Linked DNA regions of Homo sapiens: all the other regions are linked to region 3. A link is a loop called in an ENCODE intact Hi-C map of the cell type or tissue named here. Cell type or tissue: gastrocnemius medialis. All regions are shown on one strand.

What was found. Hi-C counts contacts between places; a loop is a spot of excess contacts. Peaks named below come from ENCODE experiments on the same cell type or tissue, not always from the same donor. Only the 100,000 strongest peaks of a DNase experiment are listed, where the experiment ranks them.
Region 1: it touches region 3 in a loop (2.8-fold over the local background); 42 of 110 quality-filtered maps call a loop at or near these places.
Region 2: it touches region 3 in a loop (2.4-fold over the local background); 12 of 110 quality-filtered maps call a loop at or near these places.

The regions. Positions count from the first base shown.
Region 1 is chr21:43,925,105-43,933,104 of GRCh38, forward strand. The region is part of intron 2 of AGPAT3 (1-acylglycerol-3-phosphate O-acyltransferase 3); the gene reads left to right. Among named protein-coding and RNA genes, the nearest start is that of AGPAT3, 64 kb to the left of the region's middle. RefSeq lists enhancers at 1-801, 802-1,699, 6,953-7,453. In gastrocnemius medialis, a CTCF peak has its summit at 4,485 (motif pointing left); DNase peaks (open chromatin) are centred at 2,942, 3,847, 4,347, 4,737 and 2 weaker places; H3K4me3 peaks cover 1,177 bases; H3K27ac peaks cover 8,000 bases.
Region 2 is chr21:43,907,385-43,915,384 of GRCh38, forward strand. The region is part of intron 2 of AGPAT3 (1-acylglycerol-3-phosphate O-acyltransferase 3); the gene reads left to right. Among named protein-coding and RNA genes, the nearest start is that of AGPAT3, 46 kb to the left of the region's middle. RefSeq lists an enhancer at 988-1,489. In gastrocnemius medialis, a CTCF peak has its summit at 4,080; DNase peaks (open chromatin) are centred at 2,835, 4,136 and 4,857; H3K27ac peaks cover 4,232 bases.
Region 3 is chr21:43,822,085-43,830,084 of GRCh38, forward strand. No RefSeq gene overlaps it. Among named protein-coding and RNA genes, the nearest start is that of AATBC, 14 kb to the left of the region's middle. In gastrocnemius medialis, a CTCF peak has its summit at 4,225 (motif pointing left); DNase peaks (open chromatin) are centred at 3,297, 4,347, 5,257 and 7,637; H3K4me3 peaks cover 448 bases; H3K27ac peaks cover 2,788 bases.

The sequences.
Region 1 (8,000 bases), 100 kb after region 3:
GGGAAGACGGCCACGGTGCCCACCCTGGCAGGACTCTCTCCCCTCGCTGGCGCTGGCTCAGCTGCCGTGAGCGGCCGTAGGCACTGTCCCGGGCCCTCCTGTGGTTGCTCCCAGCCATGCTGCTGGCTGCTTCTGCCGTCCTGGCTTGCAGAGACTCTGGGTCATGCGGGGAAGAGGGCAGAGTCCTCCTCCCTGCTCAGGCAAGAGAGGATCCAGCAAGATTTCTTCCTCCCCACCCTCCTGCCCCTCCCAGTCTGGGCAGCAGATAAAAGCCAGGGCCCCACACTTCTGCCACCTCCTGCTGCTCACACACTCCAGCCAGGGACCTGCCCCCGGGGTCCAACAAGGTAAGGACAGCGGGGCTGCCCCTGAGCAGAACTCTCTTTCTTCCCTGGCTGACTTTGAGGCACCTGAGTCATTGTGGGTAGACAAAAGGGGGAGGGAGAACGGGAGCTTGGGGTCCTGGTCTCAGACCCCATGCTGTCTCCAAGTCTGTGCCCTCTGGGCTGGACTCTTCCTCAGCCCCAGCCCCAGCGCCTCCAGCTCCGCTCTGTCCCCTCAGGGGGCATTGACCCCTTGTAGCCCCGTGGCTTGTTGCCCCTGCACCCCATAACCCTGTGTTGACTTGGGCACCTGTGACATTCATGCATCTGGCCTGCGCCTGTCTCCAGCGCCCACATTCCCACACAGAGCTCTGTCAGGACGTGCCACAGCAGGACTCCCAAGTCCATTCCACCTTCTCCGTCAGGGCAGGCCAATCCTCGTCTGCTGCAAATGTCCTGGGAGTAACAAACCCAGAGCTGGCCTCTCTGGTGTGGTGGCCGCCGGCGCCATGTAGCTGCCTGCCCAGGAGAAGCGGCGAGGCCCACGTGTGAGGCCCTGAGAGCTGGAAATAGGTACTGGATTTCAGTGTCCGATGGAGAAGTCTGTGATATTTTGGATATGTTGGATTAGGTAAAACACATCGTTAAAGTTAATTCCACTTTTCTCTGTGTTTTACTGTGGCCACTGGAGCATTCAGTGGTACGGTGGCTGCGGCTTGCCTTCTCCCGCTGGGTCAGCACCAGGGTACAGGTCATCTGTAGACTTTTGCCTGAGACACAGACGCCTGCTTGGGACATGGACTCCAGCTCCTCAGCCCTGTCCTCCAGCAGCGGTGAAATCTGGAGTGTTCTTGAGTAACGCACTGGCGCCAAGGGGGTGCTGAGCCTTCGCTCTGCCGTCCTTGGCTGAACAAGCTGTTTCTCTGGGGACCACGTCAGGTAACACGTAGGACAGCGGGGTGGTCCAGCAGGGAGGGCATGCGCATCTGTGTGGCAGGACTGGGGGTGATTTTATCCGGGATCCCCTGGGGTGGCCCAGCGTTGGCTCGGGTGTTTCATTCTCACAGAGAACAGGCAGCTTCAGGGGCCACGCGTGCACGAGAGGAGCCCCCAGCCCCCACGGCGCGTTCCTGGGTTTCCATGCTGCGGCATTTAAGAAAAGAGCTCTGTGTCGTGCTGCTGGGGTAGCTTCCGTGAGCTACGCTGGCCTTTTTTTTTTTTTTTTTTTTTTTTTTTTTAATAAAAAGGAGGGCTGGGCATAGTGGCTGATGCCTGTAATCCCAGCACTTTGGGAGGCCGAGGTGGGTGGATCACTTGAGGTCAGGAGTTCAAGACCAGCCTGGCCAACCTGGCAAAACCCCGTCTCTACTAAAAACACAAAAAGTTAGCTGGGCGTGGTGGAGCATACCTGTGATCCCAGCTACTTGGGAGGCTGAGGCAGGAGAATTGCTTGAACCCGGAGAATTGCTTGAACCCAGGAGGTGGAGGTTGCAGTGAGCCAAGATTGCACCATCTCACTCCAGTCTAGGCGACAGAGGAAGACTCTGTCTCAAAAAAAAAAAAAAAAAAAAAAAGAGACAGGGTTTTGCCATGTTGCCTAGGCTAGTCTCAAACTCCTGATCTGCCTGCCTCAGCCTCCCAGAGTGCTGGGATTACAGGCATGAGCCACCAGCCAATACCAGATTTGAACAGTGGTCAGTCCTGGGGATGGAGACGGGGTGAGGGCTGAGCATTCCCTTCTGACCATGTACCTCGTCTTGGTTTAAAATTTTTACAGCAAGGTGTATTACTCTCTTTTATAAAATATCATTAATTTACAAAATCTTGTATTTTTAATTTTTGTGGGTACATAGTAGGTATATATATTTATAAATTTACAAAATCTTTAAAAAAGAACCCCACAGAGTTAAAAGTTGGAGTGTTTTTTGCTTGAAATGTTCTATTGCAGCTGAAGGACTGGGTGGGTCTGTCTCCCCCAGGCTGTGAGGCTATCAGGGCTGGTGCTCCAGGTTGATTGGAGGGCTGAGTTTTTGTTTCTTCCCAGTCCATTGAGACCTGATTTTAGAAGTTAGCAAAAGGAAGCTCTGTGTCAAGTGCTCGGCACCTCTCTGCTCTTCCCGTCTTAAATTGCAGCAGGCTTCTTTCCAGCTAGAGGCTGAAGTGTTCTCAGCTGATGGGAAACCTCCTTTCCAGTGAAGATGTGAGATAAGCACTTTGGTTGGGTTTTGATCCTTGGCTCCTATCTGTGGGAGCAGTGACTTTGTGGTGAGATGGCCTGGGTTTTGAGTCCTGATTCTGCTACTGACTGGCTGTGTGGCTCTGGGCAAGCTGCTGAACCTCTCTGTGCCTCAGTCTCCTCATCTGTAAGGTGTAAGGGCTTCCATGAGGAGCAAATGTGTGGGGCCACAGAGCTGCCAGGTCAGGCCTGGCCTGCAGAGGGGCCTGGTGAGGGCGACCGACGTGCCTGGGGACAGGTACCCCAGCCTATAGGAGGCCACACAATTCAAGTTAGAACGCCTTGCCCCAAATTCTGGAACTCTTTCTGTTGGTGTTGGAGGAGAACACACCCTCCCTCTCCAAGGAGCTGGGCCTGTTGCATCCTGGCAGGGCTGACGTGGCACCTGCTGCCCCGTGCCCTGGGAAGCTGAACCAGCCGGACGCAGCTCCCGGACGCAGCAGAAACGGAATAACCACTCGGCCCACCGGAAGCTGTGATCCTTGCTGGACGTGGAAGTCTCCGCTGCACAATAAGAAGCGACGGTTTCAGGCAGGCCAAGGGCATGATGGTTTCAACTCCAGCCACAGGGGCCCTCTTCTCCGGGGCCTGCAGGTGTACCCCTGCCCTGAGTTCGACACGGCCACTGTTTTGAAAATGCCTGCTCAGAAACGCTGACACAGCGTTAAGGAATATACACACAGGCAAGGTGGCAAGCCCCGTCATTCCGGGGGGCAGCCGAGTTCTGTTTCCCCACCCCGTCACCCCGAGGGAGTGAAATAGGGTAAGGTTCACCAAGACATTCTGCAGATCAGCGTGGGCAGCAGCACTCTGGAGGGTTCAGTGCCTCCCGCCTGGGGACAGAGGCCTCTGCTTCTCCCGACCCGTAGGCTGCAGTGATCCATGCAGTTCACTGCTCTGTCTGAAGGTTTGACTTAGGTTTTAAGTGTTTTTACTCAGAGCAAGCTGATACATGCGCATTTTAGTAATCGTGATAATTGTTCCAACAGATTTCACGTCTGAAACTACATCTTGTTTAGAAATCACTTTCCATGTAGGAGTTTTCCTTCTGGGATGCATTTCAAGCTGGGGCACTCGCTACTGGAGACGTCATCGGATTTACTGAGGAGGGTGTGTTTGCGTGTGTTTGGCTACCTACGGATACTACAGATGAGGCGCTGTCTAATTTTGTTTCACAATGAGCTGAAATTTATCCCCACACCAATCCTCTTTTTGCCCTACGGAGTTTGTGCCTTGGCCCCACCCTAGGTGGCTCCGGCAGGTTCCTCAGCTGTGTGTACCCACCACCCCCACCTTGTCTGCACGTGACTGTGACTGACTTTAGGAGGCCACACAATTCAGGAAGCAGAGTGTGCCACCCTGGCCAGACATACCATATTTTGAAAACTCCGTGCGTTCTCGTTATTTCACTGTGAGGTGCCTGAGTGGCGGGGCCCCGATAGCCAGTCCCCTGTGACCTTCAGAAGGAGGCCACTGCTCCCGTAGTGGGTGCCTCATGCGGGTGGGGAGCTCTGTGTGCCCACCTTTCATGGAAGCAGGGCATGTACAGCCGTGTGGCGGCAGCAACAGCGTAAGATGGTTCCGACAGGCTCCAGAGCACAGGAGACGGGCCTGGCTCTGGGCCGCATGCGGGCTTGTGTGCTTTGTTTGGTTTGCATAGTAACCCGCGCCCTGTCCCCATGTGGATTGGAAGGACACTCTGTCAGCCGCTCCCTGCCATCACCACACACTCCTGGAGCCTCTGCCACCACGGCCCGTGCTGACCCCAGAGCGAGTCAAAGCCAGGAGCCTTCCCACGGTGGGACTTCTATTTTTATGTGTGTCCTTATTTGTTTATTGAAAGATGTGAAGGGCAAGTGGGATTGGCACACAGAACAAGACGGTGCCGCCTGCTGGCCACAGCAAAGCCACCTCCCCCGGTCGCCGCTGTCCTGGGCAAGGCCTGGTCCCTGCAGAACCGGACACGGCCTGCCAGAGCCAGTGTGTGTGGCAGGACAGGGGACACCTGCAGAGGCTTGGCCTGTGGATGCTGCTCCTTACTGGGATGGAGGGAGAAGACGCGGCCCACATTCCTCAGGCTGGAGGGTGGGCAGGATGGGCAGGAGCTGTGGGGCCCGTGAGTGCTGGGCCTTGACCCTCTCTGTTGAGGTCCTGCCTGTGTCACTGGCCTGGGGACAGCTCCCGCCTGGCTGAGTGCCGAGCTAAATCCAGGTAGACAGGTTGGTGAGATGGCGCTCCCAGCGAGCTCACAGTGTCTCATTAACCTCATAAATGCAGCGGACACTGGGCTGCAGGTGACAGACGCGTTCTCTGGAGCACCGACAGCCCAGGCGTGCCGGAGAGAGAGGACTTGAGTGACTGTCCTCCTGGAACCCAGGGTGCCTTGTCCTGGCACTTCTGTGTACATCATCCAGCCCCGTTTTCACGTTCAGGAAGTCACGAATCCACAGTGTCTTTGAAGAAAGTGGGGAATAGAGTTATCAACCGTCACTCCACGGAGAGTCTAAGGCAGAGAGAAGTTGGGTTCCCCTTCCACGGTTCCCTGCCCCCGGGGACACAGTTGTGGGAGGTCTCAGGGCAGAGACGCCGCACGGTGGGGTAGGGGGCTCTGGTGCCAATACCAATGCAGCCCGGTTCCCTGTCCTGGGCCTGCCAGTGACTTTGTGGTCCTGGGCAGGATTATTTTCAGAGGCAGTGGAGCTAGCGGGGCAGAGCTGTGCTGAGCGCTGAGGGATCATTTGTGTAAAGCACCTGCCACTGAGTGTGACCTCAGGGTTGCCCGTGCGACCTCAGCGTGGCCCATGGGACCTCGCTGTGGTGTGTCTCAGCAACATCATCTTTCTTACTGTCCCTGTTCTCTGGGCCTCTCTCAGACCTTGGGGACAGCAAGCTCTGCCCCGTGAACTCAGAGGCTGCAGCTCCTGATTGTGGGTGTCCACAGTGGGCAGGCCTGGCGGGGTGAGGGTGGGTGGGTGTTTCTGTCGGGATGAGGGGAAGGCGGGGATGAGGTGGGGGTGCACACCTGGGCTGAGGGGAGCAGAGGGAAGCAGGGCTTGCTGGCACATTCCCAGGGGGCTGCTGTAGGGCCAGTGTCCCCTCCTGGGGTGGCAGGAGGTGGCTCCTCACGGTGGCCGGGGTGGCCCACGGCAGGCCAGTGTGCGGTCCTCAAGCTGCTGGTGACAAACGCAAGGGGCCTGCTGCCCTGTCCCCTCGGGCGGGCGCCACTTCCTTCCTGCATGTTCCTGTTCCGCATTACAGATTGTTTTTATGGCCCCCACTACGTGAGATCCTGGGGCAGGGGCTGTGGGGGCTCTAGAGTGGGGGTGAACGCACGTCTGAGGCTCATCAGGGACTCAGCGTGGGGCCCTGGGGTGGGTTTGCCATTGCCTTTTCTCGAGGGCCCCGTGACTGGACAGCCCAACTGCTCTCCAGGTCAGTTTTCTTGTCCAGACCCGGGGTCAGGGCGGACACTGGATGAGGGGGAGTGTCAGTGAGGGAAACAGAGACCTTTTAGAAATGATGTCACACTGACACCTGTGTGCTGGACCTCCCACGTTCCCCGCATCTGGTGCTAGTGACGTCCCACTGCTGGGGTGAGGGAGGTTAATCACACCTGGAGTTTCGCTCGGTCACTGGCATGAGAAAGGAAATGTGGAATCTTCATGGGGTTTATCTGAAGAAAGATTTTATTGACATCCTAAAAACACTCTATTTTATGTTGTAGCTCTGAGGAGGCCTCCAGGAAATTGAATCAACATACTCGGTTCTTCTCTTTTAATATTTTTGAATAAATCATTAAGTTTTCATGTCCAGGGAAATAATCAGGAGATATTATATTCCTATGACATTTGTTTGGGCGATATGTTCAGATGAGCTTTGTTCTTCTTAACCTTGAAAAAGAGATGTGGAGGTAAAAACCGAAGAGCGACGTGGAGTAGGACGCCACATCGGCCCCGTTAGTGCGACTCCCAGGCAGAGAACTGCCGCGTGCTTCAGCTTTGATTGACACTGAGCATCCCCAGCCACCGGCACTGTCGTCAGTATTCAGACAGTGCAGCTCCCGTTCATCAGAAACACCACCAGAAGGGGATTTTGGCAGAGGTCTTATGCCAAAATCCATTATTTCAAAATAAGTAAAACCATGATTCTAAACATTCTAGGTTTGCTGTAAAGAGCATGATGAAAAGCTCCAGCTATCTCAATGTTCCATACAGGTTGAGGTTTTGTTTCCGTTCTGCTTTTTACCTGAAGAGGATCTCGTGTGTGTGTGTGTGTGTGTGTGTGTGTGTGTGTGTGTGTGTGTCTACCTACCTACTACCTATTTGTCATCTATCTATAATTGACAAAATATGATTGTGTATATGGAGTACCATGTGATCTATGTGTACATTGTAGAAAGATTAATTAAGCTAATTAACATAGCTATCAGCTCACCAACATCGTTTTTGGTGGTGTGGATGTTAAAAATCTATTCTTTCCCTGATTTTGAAACATGATACGTTATTGTTAACTGGTCGCCACGCAGCGCGGCCGATCACGAACACGTCCCTCCAGTCTAACTGAAACTGCTCCCTTTGATCAGCACCTCCCCTGCCCGTCCTTGCCCAAGCCCCCAGCCCCTGGTAACCACCGTGCTCCTCCCAGTTCTGGTGAGACCTCCGTTTCCGATTCCTCGTGTGAGTGAGGTCGTGCAGGACTTGTCGTTCTGTGACTGGCTGATTATCCACTTAGTGTCGGGTCTACCACGTTTGTCTGTGATGTTGCCAGTGACAGGACTTCCTTCTTCCTTATGGCTGAATAATAACACGGCGTTACGCACCGCACGCTCGCTATCCATTCGTCTGTTGGTGGGCACCTGGGCTGCCTCCATCGTGTGGCTGTTGGGGGTGATGCTGCAGTGAACATGGGCGTGCCGGTGTCTATTTGACACACTGATTTCAGTTCCTTTAGATACATACCCAGAAGTGGGATTGCCGGACCTTATGGTAGTTCCTTTTGTTTTCTTGAGACGGAGTCTTGCTCTGTCGCCCAGGCTGGAGTGCGATGGCACGGTCTCGGCTCACTGCAAGCTCCGCCTCTTGGGTTCAAGCGATTCTTTTGCTTCAGCCTCCCGAGTAGCTGGGATTACAGACGCCCGCCACCATGCCGGGCTAATTTTGTATGTTTAGTAGAGATGGGGTTTCACCATGTTGGCCAGACTGGTCTCGAACTCCTGACCTCAAGTGATCCACCCGCCTTGGCCTCCCAAAGTGCTGGGATTACAGGTGTGAGCCACCGCCCTGGGCCAGTAGTTCCATTTTTGACTTTTGGAGGCACCTCCAGATGGTTTGTGTAGTGGCCACACTGATTGACGCTCTCTCTCCCTCACAGCGTGCCAGGTGCCTTTTCTCTGCGTTCTCGTCAACACCTGTTACATTCGTCTTTTTGATAATAGCCAACTG
Region 2 (8,000 bases), 85 kb after region 3:
TTCTCTGTATCTATTACACTTTAACAAAAAGTTTCCCATAAAACTGTGCCATACCAGGTACGGTGGCTCACACCTGTAATCCCAGGACTTTGGGAGGCCGAGGCAGGCGGATCACGAGGTCAGGAGATCGAGACCATCCTGGCTAACACGGTGAAACCCCATCTCTACTAAAAATACAAAAAATTAGCTGGGCGTGGTGGCGGGCACTTGTAGTCCCAGCTACTCGGGAGGCTGAGGCAGGAGAATGGCGTGAACCCGGGAGGCGGAGCTTGTGGTGAGCCGAGATCGCGCCACTGCACTCCAGCCTGGGCGACAGAGCGAGACTCCGTCTCAACAACAACAACAACAAAAAAACCGTTCCATATAAGCTTCCTAAGAGCTTGCGTTTTCGGTTTCATCTGATTCCCTCTGTGAAAAATACGGGCTTCTACAAAACAGCAGACTCAAAAAGCAACAACAACCAAACCCCCAAACCCAGCAGACCGATACCATGTTAAAGCCACACGTTTGTCGATTCCCCTGCTCGGGTGTTTGCGCGCCCTCTCCGTCGCACGGCTCCGTGTGCTGGAGACCCCACGGGACCGAGTAGTCCCCACCCTCGTGGAAGCATGTTCCCGTAATAGCAGAGCAAAGGGATGATGGTCTTCGGAGGAGGGCGCTGGCTCAGGCACCCCAGGGACGCTTTCTCTTTCCGTGTGCTGGAAGACCTGAATGCTTCAGAGCCTAAATTATGTGGGAAAAACGTGTGTGTGTTCCAAAGCTGGAGTGAGATTTCCAAGGCTTGTATGAGGCACTTGGCAAGCTTCACTTGTGCCCTAAAGCACAAAATACCAGGGCTTGGGGTGAATTTGGTGATATCCAGAGCTGGCAGCTTTGTTGGGGCTGGTCACTCCCCAGCCCTGAGGACTCTGGGGAAGGAATGCCTGTCGTGAGCGGAACCAGCCAAGTTCACACATGGCCACCTGCCAACCTGACCTGTGTGTTGAGCCCCGGCCCTTCTCGATCAGAAAGGAGGTGTCCCGATCAGGGGGAGCACATGGGCTGGGAACTTGTGGAACCCGGTGTGTATGACTCGCTCCGTGATTCATAACAAGGCATTTGCTTTCCTGGGCCTTGGTGACCTGTCTGTGAAATGGGCACAGGAGCCCAGCTCTTGCATAGACAGAAGGTGAGGGCATGGGGTAGGGGGAGTGGAGCCGTGGGTGCGGCACTAGAAGGATGAGAAAGGACCTATGGCCTCCAGCTCCGGGTTCAGGGCTGTGTCCAGGTTCAGGGGACTGTGAAATGCCAGCAGCTTCTAAAACCTTTGGGTTCTTTAAGAAAAGGCTAATTGCAGAGGATGCTCACTGATGAGGGCGAGGATCAAAGCCCGTGCTGCGTCAGCGTGGTGGCCTGCCAGCTCCAGGCTGCAAAAGTCCCTCGTCATTTCATTTCCTTCCATCCCTGTGGAGCGAACCCTGTTGTTTGCATTTTTTGGATGAGGGTACAGGCTCAGGCTCAGCTCACACGGTCCCCGGATGCCCCTGCTGTGCTCCGAGGTTGGCCTGCGTCTTTTGCTCCTGGGTCCTTACGTGCCCTGTCACAGCCAGCCCTGCCCTGGAGAGAGAGGCCACTGGGAAAAACCCTGAGAGCAGGCGGGCCTCACCTGAATAGGACTTCATTCGTTGATTTTAATTTTTACTTACTATTTTTTTTCTTTGTACAACAAACATTGTCTGATAAGGGACTTCACTCTTCCAACTTCAAGAAAGGCTCCTCCCGGGTCTGGGTGCTCCAAGGGCCCCATTGGGCCGATCCTCTGACATCACTTGGTGTGGCTTCCTCGGAAGCTACAGGCCCCTCGGTCCATGGCCCCTTCACGGCAGGCAGTGGACTGGCCGGCGGTGGGCCACTCATTTTTCATACACATTTTTTTTTTTTTTTTTTTTTGAGACGGGGTCTCACTCTGTCGCCCAGGCCGGAGTGTGGTGGCGTGATCTCGGCTCACCGCAAGCTCCGTCTCCCGGGTTCACGCCATTCTCCTGCCTCAGCCTCCCGAGTAGCTGGGACTACAGGCGCCTGCCACCATGCCCGGCTAATTTTTTTGTATTTTTAGTAGAGATGGGGTTTCACCGTGTTAGCCAGGATGGTCTCGATCTCCTGACCTCGTGATCCACCTGTCTTGGCCTTCCAAAGTGCTGGGATTCCAGGCATGAGCCACTGTACCCGGCCTTTTCATACACATTTGAAGAGGACTTTAAAGTGTTCTTGAGTCTTTCCTGGATAATGAAAGGTATCCCGACGGTGCTGTTCCATCATATTTGTCTCAGGTCTCGTCTCTCCTTGCTCTGCCCTCGTTGCAGGAGAGCCTGGCTCCCAGGCCTGCAGGCCGGCTGTGGATCTCCGAGAAGCCACTGGGTGGGACTTTGTTCTCTGCTGCAGGGGGAAGCTGTGAGGGAGCACTGGGCCCCCGCCCTGAGCATTAGTACACCGTCCTGCAGGGTCTATCTGAACGCTAGCCCGGTGGGGAGGGGGGCCCAGGCCTCATCATGGAGAGGGTGGTGGTGAGGAGTAAGCCCCCAGGTCTGCACCAGGGTGCCCCAGGACACCCTGGACTGGGAGTTTAGGAGACCTAGGACGCATCCTGGGGAAGTGAGGCAGGTGTGTGGTGTCTTGTTCTTTCCGGGTTAAAACCCACAGCGTGACCCGTGGCTGGGATCCCCCTGTTCGTGAGTTCTCAAGGAAGGGGAGCCTGCAGGGTGTGACTCACACCTATCTCAGGAACACAGAGGACAGAGAGGGATGGAGACGGCCTCCCTCTGTGCTCCTGGCCTCTTTCTGGGGAGTGCGTGTTCAGCCCTGATGGCAGCCAAAGGTTTGTGCCAGGCTGGTCCTGCGCCCGTGAGAGGGTGCTGGTCTGCAGAGATTGGTGACAGATGCCCTGGAGGAGGGGAGTGGAGCCACAGGTGTCTCCCAGCGGCTGTGGCCGCGCGTATTGCCAGCAGCAGTCTAGGGTCCTAATACAGTGAGGTGAAGGAGGAGGTGAAGTGCTAATACAGTGAAGTGAATTAGGTGAAGTCCTAATACAGGTGAATTAGGTGAATTAGTGAATTAGGTGAATACAGGTGAATTAGTCCTAATTAGGTGAATTAAGTGAATTAGGTGAAGTCCTAATACAGTGAGGTGAAGGTGGAGCGGAGGGCCGAGGAGGGCCGGCCTTCCCTCTGGAAGCAAGTGTGCTGTATGCCCACGGGGGACTGGAGGAGGTGGGTGTTCCGGTCACTGCAGTTCTTACATCTTTGCTGTGTGTGGGAGGAGGAATTATCTTTGTGCTCTGAAGTGTGATGTATATGAGGGGAGAGCAAAGGGCTCAGACTTTGATCTGCCAAGCTGTGTCTCGTGAAGTCAGGTATTCTGCAAGGGAAGCTTTTTTCTTAAGAAACAAATCTCATCAGTGTTCAGGACAAGGCTGTACTGTTCCAACCACCGCAGAGATGGAGGGTTGGAGGTTAAGGCGCACAAGTTAATTTTCCATTTGATATTTATGTTTTCATTATAAAAGTAATACATGCCTATGAAAATTAAACACAGAGCCAAATCTAATAAATAATTAAAATTGCATTCTTTACTCCATTCCACATCCCACTCCGTTTCCTGGAGGGAACCACTGTAAGCGGTTTGTGGTTTATCCTTCTAGAGTTTATAAAAAATACACATAAGAACATACATACACCGACAGAGTTTCCAAAAATGCACCTACGTGTCATGACATCTCTCTGCAAAACCTGACTTTAATTTGTCTTGGAAAACTTTTACTACACATAGATCTACTTCATTTAAAGAAACACTTCCTCTTTTATGCATGTTCTAAAGAGATACCTGTAGGCACACACACACATGTGCATTGTAAGAACTGTCCGTGTGATAGTTTTGGAGCACAGTTACCTGATTATCAGTCTACTAGAACCCGAGTGTGCTTTAAAGACTTGAACTGTGTTTGTGTGATTTGGAAAGTGTCCTAGAGCTGCGCTCTTATATTGAGGGGCTGGGCAGGGTCAGAAGCAGCCTGTCCAGGCCAACGCAGCGAGGCCTGTCTGGGAAGATTGCAACACTGGCCCTCACAGCTCCCTGGTCTCTGGGTGACCCCGCCTGGCCCAGATGCCGCCTCGCTGGAAGGCAGACTTTGCCTCCTGCCTGCTCTTTCTTTCTGTCTGTCTGGTGCCGTTCATAAGTTCATAAAGGTGGCAAGGAGGCCCTAGGTGCTCCGTGGCCTGGGCTGCAGACTCCTTTTCCACTCTGGAGCTGCTGTGCTCTGGAACATCCCACACGGGGTTCCTCCCATTGGAACACAGGTAAAGGGCTCTATGCATGCACATTTCTGCGTGTTTTATTGACCGGGTCATCTGTGTTCATTAGCTAGCAGCTCCCCTGCAGTCCTCTGAAGTGCAGGCCAGCAGAGACGGGGGCGGTGGCTTTCGTCTGACCATGCCTAGTCACGAGGCTGCTGTGTGTCTGTGCGTGTGTCTTCTCTCAGACACTGCCTGCCTGGCACCCCCTTACCTCTTGGTGAATGTAATTCAAAGCAAAGGCTGCCCCTGGAGCTTCCAGGCTGGGCCCCAGCGCATCTTGCTCTGCTGGTTTGGCATTAGGTCAGGGGTCCTGGTGGAACTCCACGGACTCATGGGCATGGTGGCACTGGGAGCCTAGAGGTATCTTAGTCGTCCTCACAGGCTCAGCTTGAGCATTGCCGTAAGTGTTCATCTCAACACTTCCATGTGAATTGGAATCAGGAGGTGTGTCCATGGCAACACGTGGGCCCGAGCTGGATGGGACCACTGTGTGCCTTCAGTCCAGCCTGCCAGAGTGGCAGAGGACGATGCCGGGGCCATGGGGCAATCCTGGCACGCGAGCAAAGGGTGGGGCACATGTGAGCCACGTCTCCTTTTATCGTGGCCTTGTCTCCCTTCCTCATCTCTCCCAAGTGAGGATGAATTTCTCCTGAGGAAGGCGCTGGCCATGGCGCAGACCTAGCGAGGATGGCAGGCAGCCCCCGTGGGCACCAGGGGTGCTCTGGCCATGGCCAGGAACTTGTGGATTTTCCGTGCAGATGATTGTGTTATGTCCAAATGATGAAAGCTTGCTTTGTTCTTTCCAATCTTTGTTTCTCTCCTTTACTCGTCCTATGCCAGTGGCTGCAGGAAGTGCCCTGAGGAACGGGGCCTCATGCCTACTTCTTTCTTAATCAGTGGTGCGTGGCCATGGACTTCAGCATCTGCTTTTCCTGAGTCTAAATGCAAATCATCCTGTTGCTTTTCTCCTTTTATCACTTATCGTCAATAGTCCTGTTAATTGGTCTTCTATAGTAAACCATTCCTGTGTCCCGGGATAAACCATATGTGGTCATGATGTTTTGGTAAAGTTCTGGCTGGAGTCAGTTTGCAAATGTTATTTACTGTGGGTATTCCATCGCTGTGCATGCACGAGGCTGGCCTTTAACTACAGGGCACTCTGCCTTGTCCCTGACGGTTGCTGCGGTGCCTCCGGTGTTTGCCCAGCGAGTGAAATGCTGACTGTGGCCTGTGAATGAGCACCTCACTGGAAGTTCAGTGAATGTGTTCTCCTCGGAGAGGCAGACATTGAGGACGTGTAATATTTAGTACTGGCCCCTGCTTTACTGAGTGTTTTTATTGGGAAGCAGGGTTGAATTTTGTTGTGCTGCCTGTCAAGCCTTCTTGTTAAGGAATCAGATGAACTTTGTTAGTCAATTTCCTCATAGCAAACCATCCTTGCATTCATGAAACAGATCCACATGGTCATCATGTATGTGTTGACTTTTTAATGTGCTGTTAGCCCTGTTTGCTAAATTTTAAAGAAATTTTTGCATTCATAGTCATATGAAGAGCAGTGGTTCTCAAACCTATGGGCAGTTTACACTCTTAAAAAATTACTGAGGGCCTGGTGTGGTGGCTCATGCCTATAATCCCAGCACTTTGGGAGGCCGAGGTGAGCTCAGAAGTTTGAGACCAGCCTGGGCAACATGGTGAAACCCCGTCTCTATAAAAAAATACAAAAATTAGCCAGGCATGGTGGTGCACGCCTCTAGTACCAGCTACTTGGGAGGCTGAGATGGGAGGATCACCTGAGCCCCAAAGGTGGAGGTTGCAGTGAGTTGAGATCACCCCACTGCACCCCAGCCTGGGTGACAGAGCGAGACCCTGTCTCAAAAAAAATTATTGAGGACCCCAAAGAGATTTTGCTTTTGAGTTGCGGCTATTGTGGTCCTTAACTGGGGTGACTCCCTTTGTCCCTTGGCGGACATTTGGCAATGGCAGGAGATGTTTTTGGTTGGCAGCTGCTGGGAGACAGTCACTCCTGCATCAAATGCACAGAGACCAGGGAGGCTGCTGAATCCCGCAGGGCACAGCCGGCCCTGCAGCAGAGTTATCCCATCCAAAATGCCAGGAGTACCGAGGTCGAGAGACCTCTAATATGGTGTTGATATACACTAGGTAAGAAATTAACAGTGAGAACATTAAAAAATATTTAATAATTCATTTCAAAGTCCAATGCATACAAAAAAGTATTTTTTTTCCTGTGTCCTGGGATAAACCAGCTTTTGTAAGGAAAACCCATAGTTTCCAAAATTAGTAAGGACAGTGGCCCTGTTTTCTATTTTTATCAGTCTCTTTGATGTCTGACCTCAGAGGCCACGGCTGACGTCTCTCTGCCTCTGCAGGCAGCCTGTTGCTCTGTGTCGTGGTTGAGGCTCATAAAGAAAATTATGCTGCACAAGGCTATGCGCTCATGAAGAAGGCTGTTGGAACCCCCCTGCCTGCGAGGCCTGGGGCCCCCTGGGGTCCTTACGCCACAATTTGAGATGGTGATTTAGACAAATTTCCTTCTTCCCTTCCCTCTGCACTCTTTCTCCTTGTGAATTTTATGTCAGTGTTGCTTCATTAAAGGGATTGGGACGTCTTCCTTCTTTATGTTCTGGGAAAGTTTAATTAATGTTAAAATAGTCTATTCTTATAGGATTTGTAGAATTCACTTGTGAAATCATCTGCCTTTGGTACTTTTGTTAGAGGTAAATTTTAAAAAACTGTTTAATAGATATTTTAATTATTTTTATTTAAAAATTTTTTAAAATATGAGATTCCATGTAGAGGTTTTTTTTGTTTTGTTTTGTTTTGTTTTGTTTTGTTTTAGAGCTGAAGTCTCAATCTCTTCCCAGGCTGGAGTGCAGTGGTGCGATCTTGGCTCACTGCAGCCTCGAACTCTTGGGCTCAAGCAGTCCTCCTGCCTCAGCCTCCCAAGTGGCTGGTGTGCCCCACCACGCCCAACTAATTTTTAAATTTGTTGTAGGGATGGGGGTCTTTCCATGTTGCCCAGGCTGGTTTCGAACTCCTGGTCTCAAGTGATCCTCACAGCTCGGCCTCCCAAAGCACTGTTATCACAGGCCTGAGCCACCGTGCCCAGTACTCAGATATTTTAATTCTGTAAAAACAAGTCTTTCTTAATTCTATAAAATTCTATAAAGATAGTTCTGTTTAAACTATCTTTTCCATGGCCACACTTTATAATTAATTTTTCTCCTAGTAAATTATCCATTTTATCTAGATTTCAAAATTTATTTGCATAGAGATATGCAATTATTTCTGTGAGTTTTTAAAAAATGTATTTTATTTTGATGATTATTTCCTCTTTTGTTTTTTTGAGATGGAGTCTTCCTCTGTCACCCAGGCTGGAGTGCAGTGATGCAGTCTTGGCTCACTGCAACCTCCAAGTTCAAGTGATTCTCCTGCCTCAGCCTCCCGAGTAGCTGGGATTACAGGTGCGCGCCACCATGCCCGGCTAATTTTTGTATTTTTAGTAGAGATGGGATTTTACCATGTTGGCCAGGCTGGTCTCAAACTCCTGAGCTCAAGCAGTCCGCCCTCCTCAACTTCCCAAAGTGCTGGGATTACAGGCATGAGCCACTGCGCCTGCCCCCCAGCCCTGTTTTCTTATTTTGTATATTTTTA
Region 3 (8,000 bases):
CAGTCTGGGAAGTGAGGAGCGCCTCTTCCCGGCCGCCATCCCGTCTAGGAAGTGAGAAGTGTCTCTGCCCGGCCGCCCATCGTCTGGGATGTGGGGAGCGCCTCTGCCCCACCGCCCTGTCTGGGATGTGGGGAGCGCCTCTGCCCGGCTGCGACCCCGTCTGGGAACTGAAGAGTGTCTCTGCCCGACTGCCACCCCGTCTGGGAGGTGAGGAGTGTCTATGCCCGGCCGCCCCGTCTGAGAAGTGAGGAGCCCCTCCGCCTGGCAGCTGCCCCGTCTGGGAAGTGAGGAGCCCCTCCGCCCGGCAGCCGCCCCGTCCAGGAGGTGGGGGGCAGCCCCCGCCCGGCCAGCCGCCCCATACGGGAGGTGGGGGGTGCCTCTGCCTGGCCGCCCCGTCTGGGAAGTGAGGAGCCCCTCTGCCCGACCACCACCCCGTCTGGGAGGTGTACCCAACAGCTCATTGAGAAGGGGCCATGATGACGATGGCGGTTTTGTCGAAAAGAAAAGGGGGAAATATGGGGAAAAGAAAGAGAAATCAGATTGTTACTGTGTCTGTGTAGAAAGAAGTAGACATAGGAGACTCCATTTTGTTCTGTACTAAGAAAAATTATTCTGCCTTGGGATGCTGTTAATCTATGACCTTACCCCCAACCCCGTGCTCTCTGAAACATGTGCTGTGTCCACTCAGGGTTAAATGGATTAAGGGCGGTGCAAGATGTGCTTTGTTAAACAGATGCTTGAAGGCAGCATGCTCCTTAAGAGTCATCACCACTCCCTAATCTCAAGTACCCAGGGACACAAACACTGCGGAAGGCCGCAGGGTCCTCTGCCTAGGAAAACCAGAGACCTCTGTTCACATGTTTATCTGCTGACCTTCCCTCCACTATTGTCCTATGACCCTGCCAAATCCCCGTCTCCGAGAAACACCCAAGAATGATCAATAAATACTAAAAAAAAATAAAAAAATAAAAAAAAGAAAATGAAGGATGGAGCCATGAGCTGAGGAATGTAGGCAGCCTCTAGAATATAGAAAAAGCAATGAAACTGATTCTGTCCTATAGCCTCCAGAAGGAACATAACCCTATTGACACCCTGATTTCAGCCCAGTAGTTGTGATTTTGGATTTCTCACCTCCAGAACTATAAGATAATAAATTCATGTTGTTTTAAGCTAAAAAAAAAAAAAGAGATGGGGTCTTGCGCCGGGCGTGGTGGCTCACGCCTGTAATGCCAGCACTTCGGGAGGCCAAGGCGGGCGGATCACGAGGTCAGGAGATTGAGACCATCCTGGCTAACACGGTGAAACCCCGTCTCCATTAAACATACAAAAAATTAGCCGGGCGTGGTAGCAGGCGCCTGTAGTCCCAGCTACTCGGGAGGCTGAGGCAGGAGAATGGTGTGAACCCGGGAGGCAGAGCTTGCAGTAAGCCGAGATTGCACCACTGCACTCCAGCCTGGGCAACAGAGCGAGACTCCATCTCAAAAAAAAAAAAAAAAAAGATGGGGTCTTGCTATGTTGCCCAGGCTGAACTCAAACTCCTGAGCTCAAGTGATCCTCCAGCCTCAGCTTCCGAGTAGCTGGGATCACAGGCGTGGGCCCCCGTGCCCGGCTCAGAGGGGCTTCTTGTAAGTTAGGAGCAAGTCCAGGCCTTCCCTCCAGATGTGGTTGAGCTGGAGCTCGGACCCACTGCCCCACGGGACCCCGGCCTCAGACCCAGGTGGCTTTGGCTACTCATCTTCAAGGCCCCAAAGCTCCTATTTCTGCTCCTTTTTATTTATTTACTTATTTTTTTGAGACAGGATGTCACTCTGTGGCCCAGGCTGGAGTGCAGTGGTGCGATTATAGCTCACTGCAGCCTCGACCTCCCGGGCTCAGGTGATCCTCCCGCCTCAGCCTCCCGAGCAGCTGGGACCCCAGGCGCAGCCACAGTATACCGGCCTCTGCTCTCTTCCATACAAGATGGAAGCAGCCGGGAGTGACACCTGCCCAAGTCCTCGTAGGTCTCCTCAGGTCCTGTTGGGTCGTCAGGGCTGAGGTCGGCTGAGGGTTGGGTGTTCACAGGCTGATTTTAGGCTGGGCCTGCTGACCACAGGGCCTGGGAGTGAACCCCATGTCCCCGAGGCCTCTTCCCTGGTCTCCATCCTATCCTCAGGTAACCTTGGCCTCTGCTTCATCTTGGATAAACTGTGGCCCCACAGAGGCCTCAGAAAGCAAAACCCTGCCCCTGGGAGGTTCTCGTCCCATTTCAGCTCCTTTTCTAATTCGGTGGTGAGACAGCAAAGCTGAGCCTAGAGTGGCTGTGCAGACAGGCCCCCAGCCAAAGGCCCTGGGTCTTCCAGCAGCTTTCGTTGTCACCGGGACCTGGCCTGCTCCCAAGGTTCCCGAGAGCAGTGGGGCTGTCCCCCACACCCAGGTCCCATCAGCGAGGCTGGGGGCTCCTCTCCCCTCGCTGATGGACGGGGAAGCCAGGCTCGCTTTCCTTCCGGGTCCTCGATTCTCGCTGGATCAACAGTGTCACAAGTCAGACTCCTTAAAACTGCTTTCCAAGGGAACCCAAAATATCTGTTTCTAGAAGTGTTGGCATTGAAGAGCTGGAGATGACTCACAGCCCAGCCAGTGTCTCCTCTTCCACACCCACACTGCTGGGTCTATTTCTAGACAGCTTGGTTGTGTGTGGAGTTCAGGGAACCTGGATCTTCCAGCATCTTGTCTTAACTGGAACGTTCCATCAGTGGTTCTGTCCAGAGTATCTAGCGAGCTGTTTACAGCCACTCCCCTGAAGCTCAGAGGCAATGATGAGCCCTCCCAGTGATCAAAGACAAAGTCACTTATGTTCCACATCATTGCCCCTTGCATTGATAGGTGTTTAAGTGCATCCTGGAGGTTTTCTGAGGCAGGCAGTTGGCGTATGGAAGTGGTCATCATGGAAGTCACACTCGTGTTTGTGCTGCTTTCAGGAGGCCTTCGTCCCAAGCCCTGCACCCCACCCTGGCCATAATGCTTAGTGTCACCCCCATCCCTGGGGCAGGAAGCCAAGGGCCAGAGTAGCCCCTGCCTGTGAGCAGTGAGGGGCTGTCCAGTGCTTTCATTCAATCCATCCCAGTTTTCTCGTCAACAAAGTGAGGATGAGAATGCCTCAGAATCACAATGCTTACCTTTCAGGGTTGTTTTGAGGAGTAAGAGATGACACACGAGCAGGGTGCACACAGCAGGCACTCCATGTGTGCAGGGATCAGCGTGCACACAGCAGGCACTCCATGTGTGCAGGTCCCTCCTCCTCCTGGATGTTTATCAAGCGCCTCCCTGACAGTGCCCCGTGTTCGCTGCAGGCGCCGTGCCCAATGGGGAGAGGCCCCTGGATCGAGTCCGGGTGGGTGCGGCTCCACCTCTTCCAGCTCCAGACCAGGAAGAGCCTCTCAAGCTGCTTTTCAGGGCCATGTGGAACGGAGGCTGGTGCCACTGTCTGATGGCTCAATGGCTGCAGACCATCGGCTATGTCTAAATCCATAAAAGTCCTAAATGAGCTAACAAACCATTCATGAGATCTTTTCCATCCTCCTACTGGACACGCGTATTTCCACGAAGACCCGGAAGGCCCGTTAGAACTCGGAAACGGGCTGCTCTAGGTTGGGTTCTGGAAGATGGCGTCAGGAGCTCCGGCCTCAGCCCCAGCCTGCAGCCTCCTCTTCCTAGCCAGGACCCTCCGGCACCACCACAGCCCTCAGCAAATAGCTGTCCTTGGCTGCCCCTCGGGCCTGGGGTGGTCCCCTTGGAGGAAGGACCTGGGAGAGGCTCATGCAGACCCCAGAGGCCGGCTGGGGTCTTTGGGCAGAGAAATCTCTGTCTGGGGCCCTGGAATGTGGTCTAGAAGGTGAGGGTGGGGGCCTCTGGGCGGAAGTTCCCTGGGCCCTGCGACCGCCCTGCCCTCCGGGATGGGGGTCCCTCTCACGTGTCCTCTCACAGCCTGGGTCTCCAGGCCCCGCCATGGGGAGATCAGCTTGGCAAAGGCACACCCAGCGCTGCACCTCCTGGCCCCCGGAGCTTCACCTGGAGGTTAGGGCAGAACTTTGTCCATCAGGAACTGGGGGTTCAGCCGTCTCCACCCCTCCCCATCCTGCCCTGGGAGCAGCTGTCCCCAGGCTCAGGGGCTCCTTTGGCCTCTTGGCAGGGTTCTCAGGGGCACCAGCAGTGAGCTGCCCGCAGTACCCAGTGGTGCCCAGCAGGGAGGTGGCCCCTGCCACCCACTGGCTTACTTGGCCACAGTGAGATGTCCCCATGCAGGATCCCGCACTAGCTCGGCTTGCTGAGAACCCGGCCAAGGCAGGTATCAAATACGGTAACCCGAGAAGAGAGGAATTTCGACAGCCCCGTACACAAGGAGAGCATGATCCAGCACCCGGCGCCAGGTCTGCTCTGACGGCACGGCCAGAACAGCGGGTCCCGCACGTTCCCGCTCATGGAAATCCAGCGCCCAGCGCCACATCTCTGACTGCAGGGCCAGGACGGTGGGTCCCGCACGTTCCCGCTCATGTGGAAAGGCTACACCACTTAGTAGAAGAGGGTTTTATCACAGAAGCTAGTGCTAAGGGGACTGCAGCGTGACCGCCATCCCTCATCTTGTTTGCTCACTGTGTGCGCCAGCACAGACCCTGCCGACCCGCTGTGGACACACTGAGGAAGGGGCGTGGGGAGGCCGGAGGAGACAGGAGCCCTCCCACCACGCCCCTCCCCTGGCACAGGGCTGCATTTGCCCTCAGCCTCCAACTTAGGGCTGCACAGAGGGGCAGAACTGGGGGTGCTGAGGTCCAGGATTGGGAGGGGCTTAAAGCCTGAGAGGAGAAGAGAAGGAGAAGCAGCAAATTAGCACAAGGTGGCCCAGGAAGGGGACCAGGAAGTGACCGTGTGAGGTGGCCGTGTCCACCCACTGCTAGGGTCAGATCCCTGGGCCGGATCCTGAGCTGCCCTCTGGAGAAGGCAGCCCTCCAGGCCTAGGCATCCCTGGGCTTCCCCAGGGCGAGCAGAAGCAGCTGGGAAGCCTGTCCCACGGGAGGGACATCACAGGGCCCTTAAGCCGAGAGAGATGCATCTGGGTGTGGGGGGTATGGGGTGGGGTCTCGGTTGAGCAGCAGTTCAGGGAGGGCCGCAGCAAGCTCAGCCGGCACCAGCTACGCGGGAGGCTGAGACAGAAAGAATGAGTCGCTGGAACCTGGGAGGCAGAGGCTGCAGTGAGCCAAGATCGCGTCATTGCACTCCAGCCTGGGCGACAGAACAGTTCTCCGTCTCAAAAAAAAAAAAAAAATTTTACAGTGATTGGCTGGGTGCGGTGACTCATGCCTGTAATCCCAGCACTTTGGGAGGCTAAGGCGGGCAGATCGCTTGATCCCAGGAGTTCGAGACTAGCCTGGGCATCATAGCAAGACCCCATCTCTACCAAAAAAAAAAAAAAAATACAAAAATTAGGCAGGTGTGGTGGCATTCATCTGTGGTCTCAGCTACTCTAGAGGCTTAGGTGTAAGGATGGCTTGAGCCTGGGAGGCAGAGGTTGCAGTGAGCTGAGATAGTACCACTGCACTCCAGCCTGGGCACGACAGAGTCAGACCCTGTCTCAATTTAAAACATTATTAAAAACAAAACAAAAAAATACAGTGATGACCGGGCGTGGTGGCTCACGCCTGTAATCCCAGCACTTTGGGAGGCTGAGGTGGGCAGATCATTTGAGGTCAAGAGTTCGAGAACAGCCTGGCCAATGTGGTGAAACCCCGTCTCTACTAAAAATACAAAAATTAGCTGGGTGTGGTGGCTCATGCCTATAATCCCAGCTACTTGGGAGGCTGAGGCAGGCAGATCATTTGAGCCCAGTGGTTCAAGACCAGCCTGGGCCAACAGCAAGACCTCAACTCTACAAAAAATATAAAAATTAGGCCAGGTGCTGTGGCTGGCTGGGCATGGTGGCTCACACCTGTAATCCCAGCACATTGGGAGGCCGAAGTGGGTGGATCAGCTGAAGTCAGGCACTCAAGACCAGCCTGGCCAACATGGTGAAACCCCGTCTCTACTAAAAATACAAAAATTAGCTGGGCGTGGTGGCGCATACCTGTAATCCCAGCTACTCGGGAGGCGGAGGCTGGAGTCTCCCTTGAACCTGGGAAGTGGAGGTTGCGGTGAGCCGAGATGAAACCACTACACTCCAGAGAGTGTGACTCTGTCTCAAAAAAAGAACAAAAGAAAGGACACAGCAAGAACCATAAAAGAAAATTGGATATATTGGACTTCATCAAAATTGAAAAGTTCTGCTTATTAAGAGACATCATTACAAAATAAATAGACAAGCCATAGACTGAGAGAAAAATATTTGTAAACTACACATTTGTCAATAAAAAGAAAAACAAGGCAACTAAAAATGGGCAAACAATCTGAACAGGCACGTCACGAAAGATGGCACACAGATGGCCAATAAGCACGCGAAACAGTGCTTGACATCATCAGACACTGAGGAAATAAAAGTTAAAACCACATGAGATATGTCATCAGAAAGGCTAAAGCTAAAATGATGGGGTGTTTAGCTGTGGTGGAGGCCCCTGGAATCCCTGCTGCACACTGCAGGTGGGTGTGTAAATGGTACAATCCCTTTGATACAAGATCTGGCAATTTCTTATAAAGCTAAATATACAACTACCCTATAACCTAGCAACTGCTCTACTGAATTTTTATGGAGAGATGGGGCATGGTGGCGTGTGCCTGTAATCCCAGGCTTGAGGCAGGAGAATCACTTGAACCCAGGAGGTGGAGGTTGCAGTGAGCCGAGATCACACCAGCCTGGGTGAAAGAGCAAGACCTTGTCTCAAAAAACAAAGAAACCACAAACAACGCCCCCCCCCACCCCCAAAACACCTGTACTCAAGTGTCAAGATTTGATAAAACTGATACTTCCAGGCCATCAAGCACGTCAGGTGTTTGGTGATGAAGGATCCGATGTCCATTAGTAGAGCTTGGGGCCATGGCCTTGATTTGTGCTAAGACACCAGCAGTTTAAAAGCACACTGTGGTAAAATACACATTTACCATCCTGCCCATGTTTAGGGGTCCCATTCGGTGGCACTAAGAGCACCCACATTGCTGTGCAACTTCACCACCCCGGAGCTGCTTCAGCTTTCCAAACTGGAACTCCGTCCCCATGAAACACTCCCTCCCCACCCCCCGCCAGCACCTACGCTTCACCTGCTGTCTGTGTGGGTCAGACTCCTCTAGGGACCTAAGTGGGGTCACACAGCATTTGGCTCTCGTGCCTGGCTTCTTTGAGCGTAATGTCCCCACATGTCAGAATTGCCGGCACCCCCGGCTTTACCTGCCATTGCTTCTGTACCATCGACAGTGCAAATGTGAGTCCCATAACAAAACATCTCGAGGAACATCTCAGTCTTGCCATGAAAATAGTTCGGATCTCCCAGACCCCCCAGGGCATCAGATGAGTCCACACAGGAGAACCCCACACCCCGTGGCCTCTACCCGCAGACACAACTGAGGTTATCACCACACTTCTACTCAAACGGGAACATTCTCCACAAAGCCACAGTGCTGGCGCCACACTGAGGAAATTCACAGCAGTGTCTTTCTGTTGGAGCCCAATATCCAGTCCACACTCAGGCTCCCAGCTGAGCCAGCGTGTCACACGCGGTGTTCTTCCAAACCAGCGCCAAGACTCACGCTCTCCTTGGCCGCGGGTTTCTTGTCCCTGTTGTGGCAGAAGCCCCCAGCCCTCCCCACTTTTCCTCCTCCGTGACAGTTTGAGGACACTGACTCGGAAGAGAAGGCACACCCAGGGCACAGCCCTCCCCAGTGCTCCTGAAACAGGCAGTGCTGTCTACAGCAGGCGTCTCGGCAGCGTGGAGACAGAAGTCACCTGGCTGCCGGCTTCCATCTCGGATTTGGTGCTGCTTTGGGTGATGGACGTGGAGAGGGAACCCCAGTGTCAGCGGTGCCTGTGACCCTCAGGCAACGTG